2 separate regions of the Mus musculus genome follow, and region 1 is linked to region 2. The links are chromatin contacts, found by POLR2A ChIA-PET in ENCODE. All regions are on one chromosome and are shown on one strand. The core of a region is the stretch at or near the end of the contact, and the rest is flanking DNA. Distances in the headings are between cores, read along the strand shown.

The links. ChIA-PET counts read pairs that join two places held with the same protein, here RNA polymerase II (POLR2A).
Region 1: POLR2A ChIA-PET joins it to region 2 with 73 read pairs in Patski. The contact joins the promoter of G3bp1 here to the promoter of Sparc in region 2. POLR2A ChIA-PET finds 5 or more read pairs at or near these places in 5 of 5 experiments (Patski and embryonic stem cell).

Annotation. Positions count from the first base shown.
Region 1 is chr11:55,468,494-55,471,193 of GRCm38, forward strand. It overlaps G3bp1 (GTPase activating protein (SH3 domain) binding protein 1), which reads left to right and starts at 1,259. Exons shown (of 12, transcript NM_013716.2): 1 at 1,259-1,308.
Region 2 is chr11:55,418,696-55,421,395 of GRCm38, forward strand. Sparc (secreted acidic cysteine rich glycoprotein) reads right to left here and starts at 1,385. Exons shown (of 10, transcript NM_009242.5): 1 at 1,093-1,385.

The DNA.
Region 1 (2,700 bases), core at 9-2,508, 50 kb after region 2:
CCTGGAATTCTCCCTGCCTCCAGGGAACACAGACTAGTCTAGTTTGTGTTTAGCATTTGGATCACAGCTCTTAATATAAAATGCTCATGGTGGCCAGAAGGCTCACAAAACCCCCCCGAGTTGGGGTCAGCAGCAGACTGAGGTACTACTATTTGGACCCTGGAGCCTTTATGGGGGAACCTTAGGCGTGTCTGCCTAGGAGTTGGGTAAAGTTCCCATTTCAGTTTGAAAAGCATGTGACAATGGCTGGTGGTGACGCATCCTATAACTTTCGCCAGCCAGAGGGTGATCAAAGATGGGATGTTGTCTCTGCAATCACAAGATTGGAAAACCTGAAAACGTCCAGGAGCCACCCGGGCACGCCAGCTTGGAAGCCACCCGGGAACAAGAGCATTCCCAAACGCCAGGGAGGCTGCCTCGCGGTATGCTCTGGGGTGCCGACCAAGCCAGTTTCGCTGTCCTCGGTCGCCACTGCATTCGTGCTGAGTAATGCTAAGGGTCAGCAGCTCCTGCTCTTCCGAAATGCATGCAAAAAAAGTTTTGATGCGAAGAGAAAAAAACCAAACCAAAAAAACAAAACCCGGGAAACTGTTACTTAGATCCCGGGTACCAGAGTCGCCTGGGAAGGCGGGAGACCGGTCCTCGAGGACAGGATTCAACCTAAGAGGAAGAGAAAGGAAAGGGAACGGAAGACGCAGCTAGTCCATCCTCTTAACCGCTCCAGAGGGCACGGCGGCCCTGGGGCTGCCTTTGGAGAGGGCCATCCCTCCCTGTCAATCAGCTCCATTCGGTGTTGCGATTGGCTGGGGGCTTCCTTGCTCCCCGCCCGCGCCTACCTCCTAGTTGCATGGGGTTTACTTCCCCAAAGTACACGGGCCCCACCTTGTGGATCAACCGCTCCTGCCTGGACAGTGGGTTTCCGCCCAGAAAAAGAAATGTAAGCCAATGAGAACGGGTGCATGCAACTATTGGCTTGTCTGAGTGTCGCTCTCAGTGCATCCCGCCCTCATTTTTATAGACCATCTGAGTATTGGCGAGGTTTCGTGTCCATCTGGGCTCTAGCTCCTTCAGTTATAGGCAGATGCGGCAGCCACTCAGGAGCTCGGCCTCTAGACAAAGACGCTGTCCAATCATAGCCAAGGGGCGCGGTGGCGAGGCGGCCATTGGTCCCTGCATGCGACCGGGAGCAGCAGGTTCGGCTGAGCGCGGCTATATAGCGGGCGGCGGGCACGCGTGCCGCGGCATCGCGCGAGGGACGCCGCCACCTCCTCCCACGTAGCAGCCCTGTCCTCCCGCTCAGCCGCGCAGGTACTTGGGCCCGCGGGTGGGGCTGATCGGATGCGGGCCGGGCATGAGCCGAGCTGCGGCCGCGAGCGGGGCGCCCCGGGAGACCGCGCGGCGCGTCCCCACCCCCACCAACGGCCGGCGCGGCCTCCTGCCTGCGCTTTAGGGCCCGCGCGTGGTCCACCGCACCAACGGCGGGCGTCACGCGTCTGGCCGGCCCTGCGTGCTCCACGCGCATTCTCTGGCGCGCGCCGGCTCTTCCGGATGGTATAGCTGGGCCTGGACCCTAAGGAAGCCTTCGGATATGGGGATGGGGGTTGGGGGAGCCCAAGCTGAGAGCGTGATCGCGCCTCCCAGGGTTGCAGAACGGAGGCGCGCGACCCCGGGTTCAAGGGCTCAGTGGTGCAGAGACAGCCACGCCAAGACGTGATCTCTCCAATCCCCCCACTGTTTCCCCCTGCACTATGCCGAGAGTTCCCTTTTTTCCCGCCCTTCCCGGTCACCTGGGTGCAATCAGGTAGGTCCAGTCAACAGGAGAACGAGGTGGAATCAAGGCCCTCTGTAGGGAAAGGACAGGCATCTGTGCAGGCTACGTGGCTGTGGGACACCATCGGCCACTGAGCTCTTGAATCTGAGGTGCAAACCCCAGTATAAGAAGTCCCGTGGTGGCATCTGCGAGCCAGTGGGGGACTCCAGAGAAGAGATTAGGAGTGGGGTTTTGAATGACAAAGGAAGACTTAGCTTTCTTCGCACTTACATAGATAGATAGATGCGCCTCCAAGTTAGCTTCTGGGAAAAATAGAGAAAAATACAGTGAGTGTAATGTAATCGAGTGTGCCTCTCAGCAGGTCCGAAACGCACCTCGAGGTAACGGGAAATTCCCGCCAACAGGAAGTCAAACTCTGACATTAGATCTTGACTCTTCAAGACCCCTTTTTAACTTAGAATGTTTTAGTTGTGAATCAGAACAAACTTAGATTAAAAAAACCTTTGTTTGAGAAGGTCGTAAGTCCAAGGAAACAAAGTGTTTAAATTCTTACAAGAGTTGAAGTTAAAGTTTGAAATTGGATAGGACCGGCCCGGGCTTCAGTGCAGAGGTGGAGCACTTGGCATGGAATACAGGAAGCCCCGGGTTCAGTCACCAGAGCCACAAAAATAAGTCACATCTGAAATTGCTGGGGAGAGGATGGTGTCCAGTGTCCAGTTATTGTGCAGTGGGTCACAGTCACCGATTGGGTTTGTTGGCAAGCACAGCCATTAGGTCTCCTGCCGAACCATCGATGATCAACTGCCTTTTTTAAAAATTCTTACTGTGGAGCCCTTCCTGGCCTGGAATTCAAGAGGATCTCAGAATCTTCTCGGTGCCAAGAGTTAAGGTGCCTCCACTAAGCCCAACCGAGTAATTTATTTTAGTAC
Region 2 (2,700 bases), core at 135-2,634:
TGGGAAGTCTTAGGGGAATTCGGGTACCCCAAAAGCTATCCCTCTTCCTTAGGACAGGAAGGCTACACTCAGGGGAGATGGCTATGTGAGATCGCCCACAAATTGCCTAAAGCTTGTTACCTCATGTAGGGTCCGCATCTCACTCCACTCCCTACACTAGGAAGGTTCTAGAAACTTAAAAGAGTTGTCAGTGGAGACACTCCCTCCCTGCAGGTGTGCTGTCTGTCCCTGAGGCAGATGCCTGATACCTGTTTGTCCCCCTTAGGTGAGGCTTATTTCCAGCCATTCTAGGAGTCACAGGAAGTTTACAGAACAGCTTGGAGCAGACAAGCTTTCAACAGGCTGAGTCTTGGATAGATTCAGTAGTAGCAAGAAAAGTGTCCTGGAGCTATATCTCTCTGTCTCCCTCCTCCCCATCACACCCTCCTCCCTGTCGTCTCTGGATTGTATCAAATTGTTGGCTTTCTCAGATGTCTAGATACGGTAGAAGCAATGTTAATGCCAGTGATGACCACCTCTCAGAATTAGGCTGGGAACAATGGCAACCCCAGGCTGGGAGAGACAATGGCATTTCAGACTGACTGAAATGCCACGGGGTGATGGGGTGGGGGTGGACAGAGATTGAAGGGACCAGAGCCTTCCCAGAGGAACTGACTAAAGGGAATGTCTTGCCTTGGCTGTTTACAGATCTGTTTATCCTTCTTGCAAAGTCCCATTTGGACAACAGTGCTCTGACCCAGAACTGGATGTCTGTTCTCCCAGAATAGGAAGCCAGACCCAACAGGCTGCCAGCCAGATTTTCTCTGGGTTGGCAGTCATGATGGGCAAATGAGGATCGGATTCTCAGAAAAGGAGGCAGCTGCCTCCGAGGGTGACAGAGGACAGACCAGTAGCCTCTGCCACCAGAGAACACAGAGAAAGCGGTCCCCGCAAACCATGGCTATTTTCTGCAGTGCTACAGAGACAACAAGTTCCCCTGTGAGTGAGCAACAGGTTTCCAGCTCACCTCCCCCTGAGACTGGTCATGGGGATGGGGCAGAGAGGAGATGATGAAGCTTACAGAAGGGCAGGGGCTGACAGGGAGGTGCATACCTCGGCACAGGCAGGCAGGCAGGCAGGCAGGCAGGCAGGCGGCAGAAGAGTTCTGGCGGTCTGAAGGGCTGCAGGAATGTGGAGGGGTTTAGAGGCGAGCAGCAGGAAGCCTCTTGGAGCTCTGGGCAGGGTCTGTCTCACCCTCCGCCTCCACTCAAAGGCCCTCCTCCTCCTCTGTCTCCTCCTTCCCCTGGCCTGCCTCCCCCTTCTCCCCAGAACCAAAGCTGTCTTTTCTTTCTCCCTTCCTTGCCTTGTGGTAGGCTGTGTGCTACCCAGACACCCTGGCCCCACCTGTCTCATCTGTTCTGGGGCTCCTGCCTAAACAGACATGAGGGTCAGGGCTGGAACAGCTGCTGGAATCACCTAGAACAGGCCAGGCCTTGTTCAGAGCCGAGGCTGCTGACTGAAGAGTCCTAGACATTAACCGAGAGAAGAGAGAGAGAGAGAGAGTCACAGAGGCACGGCTAAGCCCCTTGTCCTACTTTACACACAGCCAGCGAGTGAACTTGCCTGAGCACTCTCTTGGGCTTAGCAATGTACAGCAAGGCAGAGAGTGCACGCTGGCATGGCAGTGGGGGAGCAAAAGTACCCAGTTTTCTCAGTGCCAACAAAACAAGCTGCCACTGGTGATACTGGTGGCATCATCCTTGATAACGAGGCGAAGTCCCCTCTAGGTCTAGTGGCACCAACCACGGGTACGTGAAGGATTAGAACTAAGCTGGAAGACTTGCGCTGTCAGTACCTGACAAACTCAGAGCAATAATACTGATAGTCAGATCAGAAGCAATAGCAGGGTTGGTGGGGAAGCCACAGGCCTTTCATTTAGGTGTTGTTTGGTTTTGGAAGAGGTCGCACGTAGCCTGGGCTGACCACTCACTATGTAGCTGAGGATGACCTTGAACTATTGATCTTCCTACTTCTATCTACTTCCAGGGTGCTAGGATTACATGTGTGTGCTACCTACCATGACTATTTTATTTAGTGCTGAGGATTGACCTCGGGGCCGGGGGGGGGGCAGGGGGGGGTGTTAATGATTGTTAAGCAAGCATGCTACCAATGAAGCTGCATTTGCAGCCCAGACAGACACACCAGAAGAGGACATCGGACCCCATTACAGATGGTTGTGTGCCACCATGTGGTCGCTGGGAATTGAACTCAGGACCTCTGGAAGAGCAGTCAGTGCTCTTACCCGCTGAGCCATCTCTCCGGTCCCAAGAGGCCATTTTAATAACAGGGGCACAGGCTCACGCAGGGCAAACAGCTTACCCAGTAACACCTGACCAAAAGTGGTCTGAGAACGCTGAGTCTACATTTCAGCCCCACTCTTCTTTGGGGAACATGGACACTCCTCATCTATGCAGCAGCTCTTGACTGAACATTTTGGGCCTGCCTACCTGGGGAGGTACCAGAATAGACGTGGTGGCAGGAGTTTGGGGTGTGGCTAAAGGGATGCACCTCATGTGCAGAACCACTTCCTCAGTGATGCAGACCCCAAGGCTTCTCCCAGGGGGTCAGATCAGCAGAAACTTCCTGAAAGCGTAGATATCGAAGCAGCCATTGAGTTTGGATAACAGGGGACTGGAGAAGGTAAAAGAACAGTCTAGAGAT